Linked DNA regions of Mus musculus: regions 2 and 3 are each linked to region 1. Evidence: chromatin loops called from intact Hi-C (ENCODE). Cell type or tissue: left cerebral cortex. All regions are shown on one strand.

Region 1 (8,000 bases):
TCCAATTCTAGGGGATCTGATGCCCTCTTCTGGACTTTGAGGGCATTACACACATGGTACACATAAAGATAGGCAGCTAAGCATCCACACACATTTAAAAATCTCTTAAACAACAGTGAAAAGGAAATCCTATAAGGCAGACTTTTCTTTCCCATTTTTCCTAGTGAGACTTTTGTTTGTTTGTTTGTTTTGTTTTGTTTTTTCCAGACAGGGTTTCTCTGTATAGACCTGGCTGTCCTGGAACTCACTTTGTAGACCAGGTTGGCCTCGAACTCAGAAATCTGCCTGCCTCTGCCTCCTGAGTGCTGGGATTGAAGGTGTGCACCACCACGCCCGGCCTAGTAAGACTTTTAAATTGAACCTAAAGAATAGGAGTCCTTGTTAGCAGCAGGGTGTGTGTGTGTACATGTATGTATATGTATACACACAAACATACAACACACACACACACACACACACATATATATATATATATATATTGGGGGGGGGTTCAGACTCACGACAAGAGGCTAAGTTGGATATTTAATATGCCAAAGCAGACCTGGGCTCCAGGTTCTCCCAGCATCCCTTAGTCCTTACCTGTTACAGGGCATGGCTGGCATGTCCTACCCTCTATGCTGAAATTTCCAGCCCAGGGGCTGGACTTCCTATCACTCAGAGGCTCTTCATTATATAATAATCCAGACATTTTGGCTCCCCCCCACCCCCGCAAGCCAAGCCCTCTTTCTCTTCCCCCTCCCCTCTGTCTCTCCTCTCCATTGGAGGCTCACTCACATTATAACTGGAGCTCCAGGGGATCTGATGCCCTCCTCTGACCTCTGCAGCCACTAGGAATGCACCTAGTATGCACTATGCATACAGGCATATATGCACGAAAACCATACATATTAAATTAAATATATAGCTATATGAAAGTTGGGTGTGTAAAAAATAAATAAAAAAAAATAAATAAATAAAAAAAAAAAAAAAAAAAAAAAAGGGCTGGTGAGATGGCTCAGTGGGTAAGAGCACCCGACTGCTCTTCCAAAGGTCCGGAGTTCAAATCCCAGCAACCACATGGTGGCTCACAACCATCCATAACAAGATCTGATGCCCTCTTCTGGAGTGTCTGAAGACAGCTACAGTGTACTTACATATAATAAATAAATAAATAAATCTTAAAAAAAAAAAGAAAAAAAAAAAAAAAAGAAAGTTGGGTGTATCTGAAATTTGTGTCTATGTCAACACTGAAAAGTGGATATCTGGAGAGTTTGATGGCCAGCCAGTCTAAGCAAAAGGACAAACTTTTGGATTAGGAAGAGACTTGTCTCAAGACAATTTTTTTGTTTTGTTTTGTTTGGTTTGTTTGTTTGTTTGTTTGTTTTTGGTTTTTCGAGTCAGGGTTTCTCTGTGTAGCCCTGGCTGTCCTGGAACTCACTTTGAAGACCAGGCTGGCCTACGAACTCAGAGATCTCCACCTGCCTCTACCTCCCGAGTGCTGGGATTAAAGGCATGTGCCACCACAGATAATATTTTTGAGAGCAATAAAGAAAGACTCTGAAGTCTTGCTCTGACCTCTGCAGGAGCACTCATGGACATAGGCACATAGGCATGTTTGCACAATGATGTGTGTGTTACTCACACACATACACATATCACATACACATAAAACATACATATACACACACATCACACACATACATTTTGCTTTTTGCTTTTTGGGGTTTTCTTTTGAGGCAGGGTTTCTCTGTGTAGTCCTCACTTGTTTTGGAACTCACTCAAGTAGTCCAGGCTGGCCTCAAACCCAGAGAAGGCCTGCCTGCCTCTGCCTCCTGGGATTAAAAGCGTGTCCCATCACAGCCCAGCTCAGGTTTTATTTTTTAAATGGGAAGTTCTGAAATGTCTCTGAGTGACCTACATCTAGAAGAACACAGCTGATTTCGACAAGAACATTTCCCCGGAGCGCTGGAAGAATCTGATTATAAATAAGATGATTATTACAGGTAATTACTGCTTGAGAAATTTGTCCTTCCCTGACATATGAAGAGCACAAAGAGATGGGAATTATCCAAACAGGTGCCACAGAGGAAACAAGAATGGCGACTTCCTAGCTGATACGCTCCACTAATTTTAGCTAACAACATTAGGAAGGCTTCTTTGTCACCCAGGCCAACTCCCCGTGGGTCTCACGAGTGCTTAGGGATTTGATAGTTCTTTTTTTTTTTTTTTTAAAGATTTATTTATTTATTATATGTAAGTACACTGTAGCTGTCTTCAGACACTCCAGAAGAGGGCATCAGATCTCATTACGGGTGGTTGTGAGCCACCATGTGGTTGCTGGGATTTGAACTTTGGACCTTTGGAAGAGCAGTCGGGTGCTCTTACCCACTGAGCCATCTCACCAGCCCCCGATTTGATAGTTCTTGACAGGGCATCTTGGCCACACCTGATTCTCATCTATACAAAGGTGGTAATTCCACACTCAAAATTACAGAATTATTAATTCATTAAAAATCAAATGCGTTCGTTCCACCCTGGTTAGTTATGGCTCCAGCTTCCAAGCCTGCTGATATTTGAGATTTTTACAAGGAGCCTGGTAGGATGCTGAGAAGTGCGGCTGCCCTTGTGTTGGACACAGAAGAGAGACAACCTTGATCTAGAGACCACCCCGGTGCAGTGCCCCTAAACAAGAAATTTCCAGATATGAGCTGGCTCCTCACGGAAACCTAACCCGCAGTTCTTCAGTTCTCCTCTGGGCTAACGCTTAGCCACAGGAACACAGGAAGTTTCCATGGCTCAGAGTGATTCCTTCAGTTAGCGCTGCTGCAGAACTTCTGGAAGCTGCCTTTCTTTCTGCTTTATCTTTCCACTCTCCTTCGCTGCTGGGGACTGAGCCTTTGCCTCTGTGCTTGCCCTAGATTCCTCATTCCGAAGGCATGTTCAGGGACAGATCGATCTTCTTCACCCTGGCTCAGAAAGAAGCCCGTACTGCTGGAGAGGTCTAGAATTAATCCCTAGCCTCTCCTTGCTCCACTTTCTCCCAGCTGGCTAAATTAAGCAATCATCCTAAAAGGGAATTTCAGGCTGTTTGTGACTCTCTACCTCCACCCCACCCCACCCCACCCTGCGCACAGCGTGTTTAGGGAGGAGAGGGCAAAGCCCTTGGACGAGAGTAATCTCTTTCTAACCCACTTCCACTCGCAGGGATTACTTGTAGGGGGAGGGAGAGGGAAAGAGAAATAAATCGAAGCCTCAGTGCTGGGAAGAGAGGAGGAGACTCCAGCCAGGCCCTGAAGGGCTTTAGGCACGGGATTCCTGAGTCTGGGAGTTCCTTCCCTCCCCAGGGTCCGAAGGCTGGAAAGGCAGAGCCTTCGGGTTTGGCAGTAATAGGCGCAAGAGCGGAAAGGTTCATGGCTTGTGGGCAGATGAAGGTAAAAACTGTCCCTGCTCCTGTTTACAAGTTTTATGTCTTCATATGCTCTCAAGTCATGGATAAAGCCAGCTTATTAGCAAATAAAAAATAACAAGGGGAGGGGGGAGCTCTTCTTTGGGGACAAAGGAAACGGCCCCACTATCGCTGGCTTCTGCTTGTTCTGTGGCCTTAGATAAGTCACTTTGCATTTCTGATCACTAACCTGTCCTCAGTAGAAAAAAAAGGGGGGGGGGGGTTGGGGGCTTTCTCATGAATCTTAAAAGTCCAGATTCCCAAGTGATATGGATCTCCTTCTATGCCTAATGAACAAAGGCCCAGGAGGGTGGACCAGCTGACTCTAGTGGGCCTCGTGTGAGTCCAAGTCAGTCAGGCGCTTGACTGTCTCTAACCTGCACCCCATCCCCACACTCAACAGACACCCTCCCACCCCCCACCTCCCTGCAACCAAATGCGCGCCTTCTTTTGAGATGCTCTCCAGCAGATGGATGTACGCTAATGCTGAAAGCTTCCACTAGAGGGTACCAGGGCTGCGCTGGGATCTTAGATCGCCAAACCCGAGCAAGTCCGGACTTGTAAATCTCTGCTTTGGGAAGCACAGAGCTCTCTCTATTCAGTGCAGTTTGGTCTGATGGACTCCAACGGGGGGTTCTGGCGACTGATGCGGACCATGCTGTATGATTTCCAAATTCTGTGAGCAAATTACTTAAACCTGCGGTGGCCCATTTCACAGTTTGGTGAAATGGGGATTGCAAAATTCGACTTCACACGGAGTGATAGCGTTATGTATCCCGTGACTGTATAGCACGGATGACTGCGTTATTTCCGTGCTAGAGGAAAGTTTTGAGACTTGCTGCGGACAGGGAATGTTAGTGTTACAGTAGATGGGCTCGCAGGAGCCTGGAGTCCCTCCATACAGAAGTGTGGTCCTTTGCCATTTTCTTCAGCCTTACAGTTTTGCACGCCAATGCCGCTGGTTGTTCCGTCTTGTCCTTCAGCCACATCTCAGCACCACAGCGCCTAAACATGTTGCTCCTCTGTCTTTTATCTTGGTTTTCATGGAGGTGAGTTAAATGTCTACTTCCTACTCACGCCCCGGTGAAAACCCTCTTTAATTCCGCCTTGTGATTGCTGAGCTGCCACATATCTGCCTAGCTCTGGCTTTCCCTGTCCCTCTTCTTCTCTCCTCCATTCCCTTCTGGAGATTCTTGAACTAGTGAAGGTTTGGGAAAGGGGAAGGGACAGAGTGTCCAGGGCTTGCGTGTCAGTAGACACGTTACAGCCGCAGGGCAGCCCGGGGTGAAACCACAAGGCAGAGAGAGGCCCCAGGGTAGGCAGCTGACAGGCCCGCCCCCTTTGGCTCCTGCCTTTGCTGTCTCACCCCAGAATTTTCCTGGCAGGAGTGGGAGAAGTTGGTATCGAGTCCTTGAGCCCTGACTCATTCTCTGCCCTAGCTGGGTGCTCCTCAGTTATATCTCTCCAAGTATCTCTCCCGGGTTCTGGGTTAGCTACATGGCTGTGTCAGCTCAGACAGGAAACACCCAGAGAAGCTGAGACATATTACCTACTCATTTAATTCCCATCTGGGGGACCCCAACAAACTTAAACTTTGTACTAGTGGCTTTAAAACGAACAAGCCCTTCCTATATTGCTACATTTAGGACTTGGTATTTTTCAGATTGCTTTAAACAATCATGCTTAACTTTATTTAAAATATATATATATATATATATATAAAAGAAGTTGTAAGAAGTTGTGCAGAAGAAGGGGGAGGGGAAAATGGGACCAGGAAATAACACAGTGACTCAGGGCCCTATCTAGGCACATAACTCAGGTCTCCCAACCCAACTCTAAACTACATTCTTTTCCTTTACTGACTTACTCACAGACCATACTGATATTCTGGCTTTCAGGACGTTATAAAAATGTTCTTTCTTCTGTTGCCAAATTAACTTCTGTAGATTCAATAGAAAACCAATTGTCTTATGCCTCCCAACTCAATATGTCCATTTTGCTATTTGTCCTGTGTAAAATGTGAGCTAGACATGTAATTCCTCCTAGGCAGGTTGTCAAAAACACTTAGATGCAGGAAGACTGGTGTGGCAGTCTGCCATGCTGAGGTGACATTTTAGGAGACTGGAGGTTGGATTCTTGTACCATGAATGCTAAGAATCATGTTCTTTTTTTCCCTTTTTTTTTTTTTTTTTTTTTTAATAAATAATAGGGACTTTTTTTTTTTTAAGATTTATTTATTATATGTAAGTACACTGTAGCTGTCTTCAGAAGCACCAGAAGAGGGTGTCAGATCTCATTACGGATGGTTGTGAGCCACCATGTGGTTGCTGGGATTCGAACTCAGGACCTTCGGAAGAGCAGTCAGTGCTCTTAACCACCGAGCCATCTCTCCAGCCCCTTTTTTCCCTTTTTTTAAAAAATTTATTTATTTATTATATGTAAGTGCACTGTAGCTGTCTTCAGACACTCCAGAAGAGGGCATCAGATTTCGTTACGGATGGTTGTGAGCCACCATGTGGTTGCTGGGATTTGAACTCAGGACCTTTGGAAGAGCAGTCAGTGCTCTTAACCACTGAGCCATCTCACCAGCCCTTTTTTCCCTTTTTTTTTTTCTTAATTTTTTGTTTTGTTTTTCTTTTTGTCGTTGTTTTGGTTTTGGTATTTTCTTTTCTTTCTTTTTTTTTTCTTTTTAATTTTGTTTTGTTTTGGTAATTTCAAGGTAGGGTTTATGTAGTCCTGCCTGTCCTTGGAACTTGCCTGTAGACAAGGCTGATGTCAAATTCAGAGATCCCCCTGCCTCTGCATAGAGTTCTGAGATTAAAGGTGTGCACCACTTTGCTTGGCTTGAGAATTATTTTCTTACCTTCCCATTATTTAAAGTTTCAGGCTCTCTTAAACTAGGGCTGAGCTTCCCAAAGGCGTTAACTGGTTTCCAAGAAAGTCAATTTTAGCATTATCCTTTGGCAGAGGGAGTGGAGTCACTGCGCACAAGCCAGGACGTCCTTCCCAGAGCTTTCCAATCTGGAAGAAAGAGTTTCAGAGTTTCCAGAAGGGCTGCCTAATGGGGTGGAGCGGCGAGGAAGCCATAGACAGAAGAAAATCATGAAGCCGGAACCCTAAACCTCATTCATGGCCTGAAAACAAAATCAAAGTCTGGGGACACGGCCGAGCATTGCTGTGCCTCTTTATGCTCTGACCCTTTAATGGAATTTCTTGTTCCTTAATTCATCTTTCATTTTTCATTTTTCTTCCCTGTGTCTTCTTCAGTGTTGCTGGGATCACAGGCATGACTACCATGACCAACTACTCATTCATTTTTTTGAGACAAGGCCTCCATCTCTACTGACATTCCATTACAGTGGAGTGTAGAGTGGGGAGGTCTGGAAACTGTTGCTGAGGAAGTCTGGAAACTGCTGCTGACCCATTGTCCTTGCCTCAGGCCAGGTGGTGGGGCAGCTTCTGAGGCCTAGACTTGCCTGGAATTGCCCAGTTCTTGGGAACGGAGATTTAGGCCTAGTCCCTTAACTGCCAGTTTGAAGCCTGGCATGGAACCACCCTAGCCTTCTCACTGGTCATCGAAAGGCACAGCGAGATTGTGATCTCTCTCCCTCTCTCCCTCTCTGTCTCTCTCTGTCTCTCTTTCTCTCTCTCTCTCTCTCCTTTACATTCTGGAGTGGCAACTGAATTGAGTTTGTTGACATCTGAATCTTTTCACCCAAAATGTTGTCAAGCTTGTCCAGCTCCTTCCTGTGCAACTGATTTAAAAACAAAAACAAAAACAAAGCAAAACCCAAAACCACCACCACCACCAATAACAACAACAAAAAACCCTGCCATAAATGTCTTGATTTTATGCCAGTTAAATTTCATCTTCTTTAGTTTGGCATTTTGTTCTAATCTGTCAAGATAATTTGGCAAGATTGTAAACAAATGTCCAAAATATCACACCAGGTTGGTCAGGTGGTGTATGTCTTTAATCTCAGCACTTGGGAGGTAGAGACAGTCAGATCTCTGTGAACTTGAGGCCAGTGGGCTACAGTGTAAATCCAGGACAGCCAGGGCTCTGTTATACAGAGAAATCCTGTCTCAAAATTCAACAACAACAACAACAAAAATTCACACAGGTACTGGAGAAATGATGTATCCGTAGGAACACTTGAAACCTTGCAGAGGACCTGAGTTTGGTTCCCAGCACCCAGGTCAGGTGGCTCTCCACTGCCTGCAACTCCAGCTCTAGAGGATCTGACACCATCTTCTTACCTCCATGGGCACTGCACTCATGTGCACATACATATATTACATATCACACACAGACACACACGCACACACAACTCACAGTTAAAAATCAAAGCACCGGGCAGACCGGGCATGGTGGCGCACACCTTTAATCCCAGCACTTGGGAGGCAGAGGCAGGGGGACTTCTGAGTTCGAGGCCAGCCTGGTCTACAAAGTGAGTTTCAGGACAACCAGGGGGCTACACAGAGAAACCCTGTCTCAAAAACCAACCAAACAAACAAATAAATTTTAGTAAATAAAAATTAGAAGTAAGGGCTGGAGAGATGGCTCAGCGGTTAA
Region 2 (8,000 bases), 39 kb after region 1:
GAGTCAGATCTCATTATGGGTGGTTGTGAGCCACCATGTGGTTGCTGGGCTTTGAACTTCGGACCTTCAGAAGAGCAGTCGGATGCTCTTACCCACTGAGCCATCTCACCAGCCCGAGATTTACTTTTGAACACCTTTTGAACCTGTAGTTTTTGTTTTATTTGGTCATTTGTAATCTGATTTTATTTTTATTTTGAACCGGGAAATGTTTTAGAAATACAGAAACGACTTACCTAGATTTAGTATATTGCCTCATTGCTTTAGACTGTTTATACTATTTTTTGGAAAAAGTCACAGATAGATGCTGGAGTTGCAACTCAGTTGATGAGAACCTTTCTAGCACACACAGAGTCCTAGCACCCTGGGGTAGTGTAATCTCCGTGCTTGGAAGGTAAAGGGGGGGGGGGAGATCAGAAGTTTAATGTTGTTTTTCTGTGCTTAGTGAATTTCTAGTCTACATGAAACCTGCTCCCCTTAACCTCCACACTCTTGGGGGGTGGGGGAAGGCTGGGTATTGGTATACACCTCTAATCCCAGCATTTGGGAGGCAGAGGCAGGCAGATCTCTGAACTCACTGCTATCCTGGTCCACTTAGAAAAGTTCCAGGATAGCTAGAGCTACATAGAGAGACCCTGTCTCAAAATGGGGGGAAGGGGAGAATAATAACGAATACCACGGAAATTCATTTTCCTGTTTTACTATGCTCAAAGGTAACTCCTGTTACCCACCTAGAGATAAGTGCAGAATGCGGCATAGTACAGTTTTAACTTCATCCTGTTTATAAGTAGTCACAGAGTACACATGTCAGTAATCTGTGTATTTAAATTCTTTATTTATTCTGAGGTGCCTGTCTCTGCCTCTCATGTGTTGGGAGTAAGGATATGCCACCATGCCCAGCAAGGCTTTGATTGATAGATTAATAGATAGATAGATAGATGGAGGTGCATGCATATAGTCCTAACTCTTTGAAGGTAGAGTCAGGTGGTTTATTTATTTATTTAAAAAAAAAATTTTTTTTTTTGGTTTTTCGAGACAGGATTTCTCTGTAAAGCCCTAACTGCCCTGGAACTCCCTTTGTAGATCAGGCTGGCCTTGAACTCAGAAATCCGCCTGCCTCTGCCTCCCGAGTGCTAGGATTAACCTGGCCTCGTTTTTTTTTTTTTTTTTTTTAAAAGATTTATTTATTTATTTGTTTTATGTATGTGAGTACACTGTAGCTGTACAGATAGATGGTTGTGAACCTTCATGTGGTTGTTGGGAATTGAATTTAGGACCTCTGCTCGCTCTGGTCAGCTCTGCTCTCTCTGGCCCAAAGATTTATTTATTTATAATACATAAGTACACGGTTGCACTCTTTAGACAGGCCAGAAGAGGGCGTCAGATCTCATTATGGGTGGTTGTGAGCCACCGTCATGTGGTTGCTGGGTTTTAACTCAGGGCCCTTGGAAGAGCAGTCAATGTTCTTACCCGCTAAGCCATCTCCACAGCCTGAGTCAGGATCTTAAGTTCCAGTCCCTGGGTTACCATAGTAAGTTTGAGGCCAGCCTAAGCCACAAAAAGCCACAAAAACAAACTGTCTTTTTTTTTTTTTTTTTTTAAAAGATGCCAGGCAATGGTGGGGTATGCCTTTAAACTCAGCACTTGGTGGGGGTGGGGGTGGGGTGGGGGGTGGGGTGGGGGGTGGGCAGAGTCAGGCAGACCTCTGTGAGTCCAAAGCTAGCCTGGTCTTCAGAGTGAGTTCCAGGACAGTCAAGGCGACACAGAGAAACTATTTTTAAAAAAAGAGAGAGAGACACACACAGAGAAAGTACTCCCTTGGTTTTTCCTTGGACTTGCTCTTTCCAGCATCGCTTGTAAGAAGATTTAGCTCAGTCCCAGTGACTGATTGTTTGCTTCCCATTGACTTGAGAAATTACAGTTCTGCTCCACCAGCGCAACAACCACTGCAAAGTTTTAACAGTGGAGTCACTCGTTAGGGAAAGTATTCAGCTTCCAAATGATTGCGAATGTAGTTACAGCACTTACATTTTTTATTTTTTAATTTATCAGGCAATCAGGAAAAAAATATTGAGTCTTACTGTAGTAAATGCAAGACATATTATGCATGTGGTTACAACACAGTATGATGTCATCCTTCTAGCACAGCAAGGCCTGGTGATGTAGCCCGTCACTTCATTGCAGAGAAGGCTCATTGGGCTCCCTACCTCTGCAGTGCCTGGGAATCTTCCATTGTAGAAGATTGTAGAATTGTTTCCAAGGTCCATGTTGCCACTTTAGTACAGCCATTTTTATGAATTTCATTTGAAGTACAGTCTGTATAGAAGTCCAAAGACTTAATCCTAGAACTGAAACAAAGAAATGACATTCTACTCTTTCTATGGCATAGAAGAATTGAAAATTAGTTAATTATCAACACAATTGATAGGCCAACTTAAGCATTTCACTTGTTGTTGACTCCCCCTCCGAACCTCCAACAACCCCCTGGCTGTCCTGGAACCTGCTTTGTAGACCAGGCTGGTCTTGAACTCAGCAGAGATTTGACTGCCTCTGCCTCCACAGTGCTGGGATCGAAGGCACGTGCCACCACTACCTGACACATTTCTTTTTTTTTTTTTTTTTAATAATGTATACAGTTGTGGTTTTTTTTTTGTTTTGTTTTGTTTTGTTTTGTTTTTCGAGACAGGGTTTCTCTGTATAGTCCTGGCTGTCCTGGAGCTCACTTTGTAGACCAGGCTGGTCTCGAACTCAGAAATCCACCTGCCTCTGCCTCCCGAGTGCTGGGATTAAAGGCGTGCGCCACCACGCCCGGCTACATTTCATTTTTTAAACTTAGAAATTGACAGGTTTTTTTTTTTAAAGATTTATTTATTTATTATATGTAAGTACACTGTAGCTGTCTTCAGACACTCCAGAAGAGGGTGTCAGATCTTGTTACAGATGGTTGTGAGCTACCATGTGGTTGCTGGGATTTGAACTCTGAACCTTCGGAAGAACAGTCGGGTGCTCTTACCCACTGAGCCATCTCACCAGTCCCGAAATTGACAGTTTTAGTGGAAACTTATTTGAATTAATACCTGTTTCTTATTTTTATTATTTTGACTTATTTATTTTATGTGTATGAGTATTTTTTTAATTTTTAAAAAATATTTATTTATTTATTATATTTACACTGTTGCTGTCTTCAGAAACTCCAGAAGATGGCATCAGATTTCGTTACGGATGGTTGTGAGCCACCATGTGGTTGCTGGGAATTGAACTCAGGACCTCTGAAAGAGCAGTCAGTGCTCTTAACCACTGAGCCATCTCACCAGCCCTGTATGAGTATTCTTACTGCATGTGTATGTATATGTGCACCACATGTATGCCTGGTGCCCATGGAGGTCAAGAGAGGACCTCAGATCTTCTGGAACTAGAGTTATGAATGGTGGTGGATTCTTGGAACCCAAACCAGGTCCTCTCAAGAACAACAAATGCTTTTTTTTTTGTTTGTTTTTTGTTTTTTCGAGTCAGGGTTTCTCTGTATAGTCTTGGCTGTCCTGGAACTCACTTTGTAGACCAGGCTGGCCTCAAACTCAGAAATCCACCTGTCTCTGCCTCCCGAGTGCTGGGATTAAAGGCGTGCGCCACCACTGCACGGAACTCAGGACCTTCGAAGAGCAGTCAGTGTTGTAAACCACTGAGCCATCTCACCAGCCCTACACCATATCTTTTAAGTGATTACTACTTACCAGGCAGTAAATGCTAACTCAGCCACTTTCTACAGATTATCCCCGTGTTTGGTTGCCTTTTAAAATGCAGTTCTAATAAGGTGCAAAAAATACTGACTATTTAAAAGGTTTAGTGGAGGTCTATTTTTGAGGTACATATTTTTGTTCCTCTGACTTCTTTTACTCTTCTAAAAATGTCAGTATCTTGAAAAGAGAAAGAAGCTGTTAAGTATAAATAGCTTGATTTATTAGTATAAACAGGTGTATTTTCCCTAAACATAGGAGGAATGAAAAAAAATACTGGTAATTTGATGTTGTATACAGTGCTTTCTAAAGTAAACATTTTAAGCACCTTGGTGGTTATGGTAGTAATTAGCTAAATGTGATTTGCAAATGTAATGTGGTTCGGGTATGTTGACATTGATAAATGCTTGGCTGCCATGAAAATTGACTGTATGTGTTGATAGATGACAAATGGTTGCCTAGATGAGGATTAAGGTCAGCAACTAAACCAGTTGTTTTGTTGGCATAAGTTTCATACTTTGAAAAATACTCATATCTCTTTGGAGCAAATCTCCAGTTACGTGCTTTCTTTCTTCTGTATTTCATTTTGTAAAAAAACATTCCATTCCTTATTTGTTAGTGAGGATCTGGGGATGGCATGGTGTATATAGAGGTCCTGGGGATCAGATTCAGTTTGTTAGGGTTGACAGCAGGAACCTACCAACAGAGCCATCTTTTGCCACAGTTTGAACTTTTAAGACAAGGTATTGTTATGTGACCCTGGTAGGTCTTGAACTCAAAGTCTATCTGTCTTCTGAGTGCTGGCTGGAATTCAGGTATGGCCTACTGTTCCTGGCTCCCACCCTCCTTTTTAAATTGAGTTTGTGAGTAGGCAAAAGGTTTATTGTCCATAACCAGTTGGGCATAAAGGTTTTGGGAACTGATTGGTATGTTCCGATAAAATACAATGGGAATTCCATTAATATTGCCACTTTTAAAAAAATTAACTTAGATGACATTTTTGTTTTGAAACAGGAAGATTTGTAAGAAGTTTTTTAAAAAGTAAGTGTGTGTGTGTGTGTGTGTGTGTGTGTGTTTTGGATCTTGAACAAAGGGCCTTGTATGATCTTAAGGAATAAGAGTTTAGGGGCTGGTGAGATGGTCACTGACTGCTCTTCCAGAGGTCCTGAGTTAAAATCCCAGCAACCACATGGTGGCTCACAGCCATCCATAATGAGATCTGATGCCCTCTTCTGGTGTAGCTGAAGACAGCTACGGTGTACTTACATATAATAATAAATCTTAGGAGGGCTGGAGTGAGTGGGGCTGAGTAGCAGAGGTCCTGAGTTCAGTTCCCAGCAACCACATGATGGATCATAACTATCTGTACAGGAACAGTGTATTCATATACATAAAATCGATACATAAATCTTTAAAAAAACTTTTTAACAAACACTTAGGGGAAAACACAAGATGATTAATAATCAGTGTTAGTAACTCAGGAGATTATAATTTAAACCATCGAATGACATTTAATATTCATCAGATTGTTAGACTTTTTTTAAAAAAATAATTTAGGTTTTTTTTGGTTTGTTTGTTTGGTTGGTTTTTTTTGTTTTGTTTTTTGTTTTGTTTTTTTGATTTTTTTTTTTTTTTTTTTTTTTTTGAGACAGGGTTTCTTTGTGTAGCCCTGGCTGTCCTAGAACTCACTCTATAAAACAGGCTGGGCTTGAACTCAGAAATCCACCTGCTTCCCAAGTGCTGGGGCTAAAGGCGTGTGCCACCATTGCCCTATTCATTTGTTAAGACATTTTAAAGTGGTTCAGAAAATACTGAATTTGTTTTTTTGTACAGTGGAATGTCAGTTGGAGTCACTCTGGAGGAAATTTGTCAAAGTATTGGTATTGTTGAGATATATATCCTCCAGTCCAGAAAGACTACCATTTTTGGTTCTTTCTCTGAAAAAAAAATGTGCATGTGTAGAAGAAGACACTAGACCAAGATGTTTATTGTAGTACTGTTTTGTTTATATGCAATACAAACAAGCAACAGAACAATGGTTTAAACATGGAAATAAACTTCTTTAGGAAGAGTCTGGATAAATAACTGCTTTATTTATAGGGTGGAACATTTTAAAGGAGTTCAGATTAATAAGATCATGCCAGGTGTGGCAGTGTATACCTTTAATCTCAATGGAGGCTGAAGCAGGTGAATTTCTGTGAGTTCTAGGACAGCCTGGTCTACGTAATGAGTTCCAGGATACCAAAGGCTGTATGGTGACATCATGACTTTAAAATAAACAAGGAAATCTATGTGAATAACATTTGATATAAGTAAGTTAGGTCTGCATCTATCACATTAACCCATTTCCAGAAAACACAATGTTAAATTAATAAAGTTAGTTGGGAAAGTTATATATACCCTTGAAATTATTGTGTAAAATGTAAAGAACAGTTTGCAGATCTTTGTGTGTTTGAACAAATACAGGAAAGATAGACCATAGCATTAAGTTGGTAGTTATCTCTAGAAAATGCAATTTCATTATATTTACTCTGTAGGCCCCTGTTTTCCTGAGGAGATGAAATCCAACACCTCTAGTGGATACCTGAAATATGAGGGCATATTTGCTCTCTCCTTTGTATCTTGCCAACAGTAAAAAGAACTACTCTATTCTTCTTCCCCCACCCCCGACCTCCACCCCATCCTTATTTTTTCTTTTCTTTGAGTCAGGGTTTCTCTGTGTAGCCTGGCTGTCCTAGAACTCATTCTGTAGACCAGGCTGGCCTTGAACAACTTCTGCCTCCTGAGTGCAGGAGGGATTAAAGGCATGTGCCACCATGCCCAGCTAGTTCTTCCATCATTAATGTTTTAATCTCTGCTTTATGTTATTTTTGTATCTTTGTGTCATTTGTTAAGGATATAAAATAAGTATTACTGGGACATGCGAACTTGTACATCTCTGCAGTTAATCTCATAACTTGGATTTCTATCTGACTAGTTGTAAGTAGAATATATTGTCTACATGCACTGGACAAAGGATTCCTAGGTGGTACAGGAGATTTTATGCTAAGTTGTGAAGTTTTTAAAAGCATTTTTAAAAGCATCTATTTTATGAATATGGGTACACTGTTGCTGTCTTCAGACACACCAGAAGAGGACATTGGATCCCATTGCAGGTAGATGGTCGTGAGCCACCATGTGGTTGCTGGAAATTGAACTCAGGTCCTTTGGAAGAGCAGTCAGTGCCTCTTAAGCACTGAGCCATTTTTCCAGCCATTAAAAAGCATTCTTTTTTATATTTTATTTTATTTTGATTTTTATTTTGTGTGTGGGGTGTGTGTGTGTGTATGTGTGCAGGTGCATACCCATACATGTCCACAGAGGCCAGAGACAGATTCCCCCAGGAGCTGAGGTTATTGACGAATGTGAGCTTCCTGGGTGTGGATGGGATGTTGGGAACTGAACTCCACCCTTCTGCACTTAGTGGCCAGGCTATCTGTCTACTCCCCAATATAAAATGAAAATTTTTATATAAAGACTTAAGTAGAGAAGATTTTATATATTGATAAATAGTATGAAAACTGTAAACATGTATTATTGCTTTTAATCTAATTTAGAAAATATGAGTTGCTTTGAAGTATTGAAATAACTCATTTATTTTTACCATTGTATAAATAATTAATCAAGGTTTAAAAAAAGTGCATGAAACATTAGCCCAGGTTGAAGGTGAACATATTTTGTACTATTTCTGATAATAATTGGTCTTTCTTTTCTTAGGTAAGGCAGGCAACCAATCAAATTGTGATGAATTGTGCTGATATTGACATTATTACAGCTTCATATGCCCCAGAAGGAGATGAAGGTAAGAACTGTTCCATTTTAATTTGGTATGTGAGAGACAGATAGAGCCGGACTGACTTAGACTTTCAGTCTGAAACTTCTATACTGCCTGCTTTAAAATGTGCTGGGCACGCTGATACATTCCTGTAATCCCACGATTTGTGAGGCTGAGGCAAGAGGACTGTATTCTTCTTAAAAAGACCTCACCACCTTGAACCTTGAGATAGTAAGTCTTGCTTATAATTGGGAAAAATACTTGATGAGCCCAAGTGTTAAGGTTAGAAGTTGCATGATGGTGTTAGTCATGAGGGTGTTAAAAGAGCCATGATGTTTTTCTTGTGGAAGTCCTATGAGCATCTTTAAGTGAGAACTAGTGTAGACGGTTTGGTAAGGGGTGGTGTGGATGTGTAGTTTCAGTAAGGTTACAATAGTTTTGAGGTTCAGAATTTC
Region 3 (8,000 bases), 110 kb after region 1:
ACCTGCCTCCCTCCAGAGTACAGGGATTAAATGCCTGGACCACTACTGCCTGGCTCCAAGGGATTGACCGACTGGACACCCTTTAGTCTACCTGATATCTCTAAGTGTACTTTTGATGTATGATAGAAAATTGTTCCACAACTGTTTTTCTTTTTTAAAGATATATTTATTTATTGTATGTATATGAGTACACTGTTGCTGTTTTCAGACACACCAGAAGAGGTTGTTGGGCTCCATTACAGATGGTTATGAGCCACCATGCGGTTACTAGGATTTGAACTCAGGACCTCTTTTTTTTTATTATTATTATTTTTTTTTTTTAGATTTATTTATTTATTTATTATATGTAAGTACACTGTAGCTGTCTTCAGACACTCCAGAAGAGGGCGTCAGATCTCGTTACGGATGGTTGTGAGCCACCATGTGGTTGCTGGGATTTGAACTTCGGACCTTCGGAAGAGCAGTCGGGTGCTCTTACCCACTGAGCCGTCTCTCCAGACCCATAACTGTTTTTCTTTCCCTCGTTTCTTTAACAATTCATCTGGGAACATTATATTATAAGAACAGCTGCCCATTCAAAACTATTTTATGTTTGAACTGTGAGACAGGGCTTGGTGGTAGAGAATTGGCTTAGCATGAAAAAGTTCTGGGTTCAATCTACTGTATAAATAATAATGATATATGTTTATTTTATTTTCCTAATTTTGGGGGTGGCAGGAAACCAGGTGTGACATCATATATAGGAGATTTCAGCAGGAGAATTACTTGACCCAAGAGTTTTAGAACGGCCTGAGCTCTACACTGCATCTCAAACAACAGGCTAGGGAGTATGGGTTGGGGGAAATGGGGAGTTCGAGGCATGGAAAGGTTGGGGGATGTGTGGCTCATTGGTAGAGTGCTTGCCTATTTTGCACAAAGTCTTGAATTCAATCCCTAATACCCCATAAATGGTGTGTTGGCACATGCTTAAATCCCAGCACACTGAAGGGCGGTGGAGAAGATTAAAACTTCAGCTTCAACCTTGTGGGATCCAAGACTCCGCTTCCAAAAAAGGGGTGGGGGTGGGGCACTGAGCACGGCAGTGCACTCTAGACTGGGAATATAGCGGCAGAACAAGTCTCTGTTTCAGGCTAGACTGAGCTATATACTTTTTCTCAGAAAGAGGGAATGAGAGTGGAGATATAGCTCAGTGGTAAAGTACTTGCCTAGCATGCAAAAAGATTTGGGTGCAATCTCAGAGACTAGAAGGGAAGGAAGGAGGGAAGGAGGGAGGGAGGGACAGAGGGAGAATTTCTTTTTCTTTTTAAAGTTTTATTTATTTTATATATGTGAGTACACTGTAGCTGTCTTCAGACACACAAGAGGGCATCAGATCCCATTACAGATGTTTGTGAGCCACCATGTGGCTGCTGGGAATTGAACTCAGGACCTCTGGAAGAGCAATCAGTGCTCTTAACTGCTGAGCCATCTCTCCAGCCTGAGGGAGAATTTTTTTAATAAGCTCATCTCTCAGGAACAGTTTTGGGCTGTTTGAGGTTTTTTTTCCCCTTTGAGACATGTTTTCTCTGTGTAACCCTGGCTATCCTGGAACTAGATTTGTCTGCCTCTGCCTCCCAAGTGCTGGGATTAAAGGTGTTCATGGAATAGCCTTGTTTAACAGGTAAATTTAGAAGATAGTCTTCCAGCCCTTTGTCTTTCTTTTTCTTCTTTTTCCCTTCCTCCCTTCCTCCCTCCCTTCCTTCGCTCTCTTCCTCCTTCTTTTTTTTAGAACAGGTACTTATGTAGGCAAGACCAGCCAGACAAGCCTAGAACTCCTTATTCTTTTGGGTCTTCCTCTCAAGTCCCAGGATCCTGGGCAGGCACCTCACACCCATCCTGATTATTCTGTCCACACTAGTTTAAACGTTTCAAGTGTTTGTAGGGATAGAGATAGGCTGTGCCCCCTTTTCCTGTCCCCTGTGCACTCTGGTATGCCACAGCCTGGCCATCGTTGATGTCCCCAGCTCTTCACATGCTGCCCATAATGGTGTGCTTGGCAGTCACATCTGGAGAAGCGCACTGCCTCTGCTAGAGTCGCTGGTCCTGTATTGCAGCCAGCCGTCTTCCTGTTAGGTGTCAGTTTGGTGTAACTCCTACCTGTGACAAGTGAGGTGGAATGCATCTTGCTTCGTTGGTTCTAAGTGGTTCCTGTCAGAGTCCTTGTCATTGGAGATGTCAACTGTACTGTAACTGAGACCAGCTCTTCTAATGCTGCCTGAGTGTGCAGTTCTATTTATCCAAATTGGTTTTTAGACAATTTCACACAGTGCAGACTGACCACTCCCACTCTTACCTCCCTACTTCCCCCCTGTCAACAGCATCCTCAACTACAACTTCTGGCTCAAATCAACATTAACCGGATTAGAAAGCTATGTAGGGGGGGCTGGTGAGATGGCTCAGTGGGTAAGAGCACCCGACTGCTCTTCCGAAGGTCCAGAATTCAAATCCCAGAAACCACATGGTGGCTCACAACCATCTGTAACGAGATCTGACGCCCTCTTCTGGTGTCTCTGAAGACAGCTACAGTGTACTTACATGTAATAAATAAATAAATACATAAATACATAAATAAAAGAAAGCTAGTAGGGATGTGTTTTACAAAGATTCTGCAGGGAGCGATACAGCCAGCTAAGAAAAGGACCACAGCCTGCAGAATCCTAGACTGCAGAGACTGCAGCTCCCAGAAGCTCATGCTCACTTGCCGAATGTGGGACATCACAGCCTGAGTTGTGCTTAGGCTTCATTAATCCAGTGATTACCTTCCCCCAACAATTCAGAAAACCAACATGCCGGTGCCAAGCTATAGCTGTAGTCAGGTGCAACTTCCTGAGCTTAGTTTCATCGTGAGAGATGGGGATGAGGGGAACACGGCACAGGAAGGACCTCAGATAGGTATAATGTGGGAAGGGTTTTTTGTTTTGTTTTGTTTTGTTTTGTTTTTTTGACAAGGTCTCACTGTGTAGTTCTGACTAGCTTGGTGTAGACCAGGCTGGCCTTGAACTCATGGATAGCTAGGACATGCCACTGCCTCCTGAGTGCTGAGATTAAAAGCATAGACCACTACTCCTGGCAAGGTGGGTAGTTGCCATTTGTGGTCCATCCTCGACCATGCCTTATGTGTGCTGATCACAGTTTCTTGCTGGCATGTGAGTATTACAGAAGGAGGAATCTAGTGCAAATGACACTGGCCTTTCCCAGTTGCTATGACAGGATGGCATTGTGCAATCTCACAGCGCGACAGTTGCTGTGGCTGATGTACCTTTTAGTCACTGATTAAAAGACCTCACTTAATCCTAGCACTTGGAGATGGAGGCAAGTGGATCTCCGTGAGTTTAGGGCCAGACTGGTCTATACGGGAAGTACTGGTTATTGACGCAGAGGCTGAAGAAAGAGTTCAGCAGCCAAAAGCACACATACTGCGCTTGTAGAGGTCCTGTGTAGGTTCAGTTTCCAGTACACACCCATAGGAATGAACTATCAGCAACTCTATTTCCAGGGGACCCAATGTCCTTGTCATGCATACGGCACACATAAATACACAGATGTGCATACGCACACAGGCATGCACGCACTGGAATGCACATGTGGGCCACACATGCATAAATTTAAAAAACATTTAAATATCATGGTCATTGAAATTGTGTCAGAAAAGCCCCTGTCCCAAGTGGACTGTGGTGTTCAAATCCCAGCCTGGGATGTCTTAGTTCCTAGCCCTGGGGTATAGACAACAGACAGCGACTCCTCTGAGCTTTCACTCACTAAAGAAGAATGTCAGACATGGCAGACGTGGCCTCTGTCTGCCTGAGGCTGAGGAGTTAGCATGGACAAAGGGCAGCAAGTGAGTGCTCTTCTCCTGCAGGGTTAGGGCTTTGCTAGGTAATAGTTCTGCCGCTGGTCCCCGCCACTAACCATTTGGAATGGGAAGCACTGGATGCCATACAATTGAGAGCATCACTGGGGATTCTGAATGCTCAGGAAAAGTCATTTTGAGGATGTGATGTTAAATCAAGACCTGAAAGATTTTCCAAACAGGAAGGAAGGGTTTGCTTCCTAGCACCCAACTGCGGCTTCCAAGCAGGCAAAACTCCAGTTCAGGGAATTCAGTGCCCTCTTCTGGCCGCTAGGGGTACTGCGTGTACATGGTACAGACTACATGCAGGTGAAACGCCCATACACGGAAAATAATAAAATAATTTTTTCATTGAAAAATAGTGCACTCTAGGGGCTGGAGAGATGGCTCAGTGGTTAAGAGCACTGTCTGCTCTTCCAGAGGTCATGAGTTCAATTCCCAGCAAGCACATGGTGGCTCACAACCATCTGTAATTAGATCTGATGCTCTCTTCTAGTGTGTCAGCAACAGGATGCTCATATACATTAAATAAATAAATCTTAATAATAATAATAATAATAATAATAATAATAATAATAATAATAATACTGCATTCTAGCAACAGTACTACCGTAGTCACTAGTAGTGACGTTGCAATCTAAAGGAGTGGCACCCAGGGGTCCACATCTCCTGCTAATGGGAAGCTCTAATGACCTGCTGCTCCTCCGGGGATCTGATGGTAAGGCTGGAAACAGTTCACTTGAAAACTTCCAGTGTGAGGTCCGGAAGCCCAGGGGGTGAGCTCAGCTGCTCTGAGCAGGATCCAACCATTTATGGCCATGTGCATTTTTCAAGTACGGTTCTGCAACCTGGCTTCCAGAAAAGCTCAGCTTTCCTCGTCTTCCATAACCCGGTGGGGCGGACCCACCAGAGTCCACCGTCTTCCTGGTTTCTTCCAGCCAAAGCGTGTTCCGAAGACCTACCGGCTCACACATGCTGCCATTATCCCAAAGTGTTCTAGTCCTCCAAACTGCCCCGTCCCCTGTCCAGGCAGCCTCTGAAAAAGCTTCCTTCCCGTTAGTACTTTTGTGACATCTTAAGGAAAAGACAATGTTTTGTGAGTCGACTCTTAGAATGGCTCAAAAGTACATTTAACCGGGCAAGTCTGAGAGATCTGGGACTTAGGTTGCTTTAAGACTAGAGCCTCTATTCTTTTTTTTTTTTTAAAGATTTATTTATTTTATGTATATGAGTACACTTTAGTTGTACAGATGGTTGTGAGCCTTCGTGTGATTGTTGGGGATTGAACTTAGGACCTCTGCTTGCTCTAGTCAACCCCACTTGCTCCGGCCAAAGGTTTATTTATTAGTATAAGTTCACTGTCGCTGTCTTCAAACGCACCAGAAGAGGGCGTCAGATCTCATTATGAGTGGTTGTGAGCCACCATGTGGTTGCTGGGATTTGAACTCAGTACCTTTGGAAGAGCAGTCGGTGCTCTTACCCACTGAACCATCTCACCAGCCCCTAGAGCCTCTACTCTACTGTGTAGAACTTAGTGTTCACTCTGGGCCATTTCATTGTTCATCTATGGATGCTGACATCTGCAGGCCCTGTTTCTGCAGCTTCTTCCCAGCTCTGAGGAAAAAGAAGAAGACCCAGGTGCCCCAGCCCCTGGCCCCTGACTGTGGAAAAGCCCTACACAGCATAGAGGCTGCAAACTTGCATCCCCCCACCCCCACCCCCTTTGACCTACACAGCGCCTTTTTTGTATTATTGAGGGTTAACTTAGGGTCTTAACAAGTATGCTACGTGTATGTATGTACAGGAGGGTGCAGGTGCCTGAGGAGAACAGAAGATGGCGTTATTTCCTGGAGCAGGAATTACAAGACTCTGAACTAAACTCTGCCCATCTACAGGAGCAGTACGTCCTCGTCCTCTTTGCCACTGAGCAATCTCTCCAGCTCACATTTTTCCCCCTTTTTTTGAGACAGGGTCTCACTGTGTAGCCTAGTGGGCCGTGTCCTTCCTGTGTTGAACACGGGGCAGGCCTCACACTCGGCTCTCTGCTGCCTGAGCTTAACGCGGGTCGGGTCACAGGCACATGCTAGCACTTTCAGTCTGCTTTTTTCTATGTTTGAGATATGTCGCCCGCCCAGGCAGTTCCTGACCTTGTTGCCTCAGCCTCCCCAAGTGCCACCACACTAGACTTATTGACAGTTTAGTCTAAGTGTTGAATGTGTTAATTCACTAAATGAATCCCGGTCAGTGAAGAGAAACCCAGGATACACGAGACAAAGAGAACTGCCGGCTGGAACAGTCAGCACAACTGGAGGTGAAGCAGACATTCGCGCTGCAGGGGGCGGGAGCACTCCTGCCAAGGCGCAGGTCAGCAGACTGTTTTCATGGTTGTCGCTGAACAAGTTACGCACGGCTGGACAGCCTAGTCTCTGACTATGTTGTTTCTTTGTTAGGTTTTGTCTGTTTGTTTGAGACAGGATCTCACTATAAAGTCTTCATTGGTCTGGAGCTTGCTATGTAAACCAGGTTGGCCTTGAATTCACAGAAATCCTCCTGCCTCTGCCTCCCAAGTGCTAAGATTAGAATTTCTTGCCACCAGACCTGGCTCTTTGTTATTTTTTTTTTAAACATACAGTATATCTTCTACTGTATTTTTCCTTCTGCTCTTATGAAACCACCTCTATACAGGCTCTGGGGGAGGTCATGGGGCAGTGCCCTTTCGGGCTTCACGAGATCGATTCCTGACTACCTTGCTATGAATGGCAGAGCTTGGGAAGTAACGCAGCTTTTCTTCTTCTTCTTCTTCTTCTTCTTCTTCTTCTTCTTCTTCTTCTTCTTCTTCTTCTTCTTCTTCTTCTACTTCCTCCTCCTCCTCCTCTTCCTCTTCTTCTTCTTCTTCTTCTTCTTCTTCTTCTTCTTCTTCTTCTTCTTCTTCTTCTTCTTCTTCTTCTTCTTCTACTTCCTCCTCCTCCTCCTCTTCCTCTTCTTCTTCTTCTTCTTCTTCTTCTTCTTCTTCTTCTTCTTCTTCTTCTTCTTCTTCTTCTTCTTCTTCTTCTTCTTCTTCTTCTCTTCTTCTTCTTCTTCTTCGGGGGCTCATCCTGGAGCCAAGGTCCAAAAGCTCGTTGCCAGTTTTTAATATACTAGTATAGAGTCATAAAGAAACTCAGCTGCTAGCAGTGGTGGCGCATGCCTGTAATCCCAGCACTTGGGAGGCAGAGACAGGTGGATTTCTGAGTTTCGAGGCCAGCCTGGTCTACAGAGTGAGTTCCAGGATACCCAGAGCTACACAGAGAAACCCTGTCTCAAAAAAAGAAAGAAAGAAAGAAAGAAAGAAAGAAAGAAAGAAAGAAAGAAAGAAAGAAAGAAACTCAAAGCTTGCAATGCTCTGTTCTCTCATTCACTGTTAAGTGTGTTCTTCTAATAGCCATGTTATATCTTTTTATTATTAAATTTACTCGTGTGTTTGTGGGCACCAAGGAACAAACTTGAGGAAACTGGTTCTTTCTTTCCTCTGTGAGGGTTCCAGGGATTGAACCCAGACTGACTGAGCAGCAAGCACCTTTCCCTGATGAGCTGTCCCGGCTTGGGTGCATCACTTCTGTCCTGACTCGCTCTCCAGACCTTCTGCCTGGTGAGTTATTACCCTGGGGATTTTCCTTCATTGTTGTCTTGGAGACCTGTATTCTGACCCTAGACCACACCTCTTTTAACTCTTGGTTTTGCTTTTGTTCCCAAGGGTCTCACTTCGTAACCTAAGCTACTATGTAACCCGGGGCAGTTCAGGCTGATAATCCCAGTCCTGCCTCCCTAATGCTGTTGTTCACGGATGAGACACCGTGTCTGGCTGCCTTTCTGTCTTGCTTTACTAGCTAGTTTAAAGTGTCCTGTCTCCCAACTGGCTCCTGAGAAACAATGCCTAGAATAGGGTGTAAGAGGTTCTGTGTTTCAATTTCGTAAGTCTGTAAATGTGTTTGCTTAACTGAGTCGATGTTTAGTTACTATATACGATGGCAGGTTATGATCGTCAGGACGTCTAGCCAGGAGAGGATCTCTGGCAGGTCTCTCCGTGATCTTCCATCTGGAAACCAGGAAGCACGGTGCCTTTGCTGATGCT

The links. Peaks named below come from ENCODE experiments on the same cell type or tissue, not always from the same donor. Only the 100,000 strongest peaks of a DNase experiment are listed, where the experiment ranks them.
Region 2: a loop joins it to region 1, with 1.9 times the contacts of the local background. A loop is called at or near these places in 18 of 42 quality-filtered maps.
Region 3: a loop joins it to region 1, with 3 times the contacts of the local background. A loop is called at or near these places in 17 of 42 quality-filtered maps.

The regions. Positions count from the first base shown.
Region 1 is chr11:97,306,309-97,314,308 of GRCm38, reverse strand. Gm31005 (a long non-coding RNA gene) reads left to right here and starts at 3,204. Exons shown (of 4, transcript XR_389002.3): 1 at 3,204-3,410; 2 at 4,357-4,473. In left cerebral cortex, CTCF peaks have their summits at 48 (motif pointing left), 2,730 and 3,935 (motif pointing right); DNase peaks (open chromatin) are centred at 26, 2,816, 3,951 and 4,743; H3K4me3 peaks cover 1,171 bases; H3K27ac peaks cover 1,699 bases.
Region 2 is chr11:97,267,167-97,275,166 of GRCm38, reverse strand. It overlaps Npepps (aminopeptidase puromycin sensitive), which reads left to right. Exons shown (of 23, transcript NM_008942.3): 2 at 7,488-7,572. Among named protein-coding and RNA genes, the nearest start is that of Npepps, 9.4 kb to the left of the region's middle. In left cerebral cortex, CTCF peaks have their summits at 1,352 (motif pointing right) and 4,969 (motif pointing left); no DNase peak of the experiment used is centred here.
Region 3 is chr11:97,194,952-97,202,951 of GRCm38, reverse strand. No RefSeq gene overlaps it. Among named protein-coding and RNA genes, the nearest start is that of Kpnb1, 11 kb to the right of the region's middle. In left cerebral cortex, CTCF peaks have their summits at 2,549 (motif pointing left) and 4,169 (motif pointing left); a DNase peak (open chromatin) is centred at 4,156.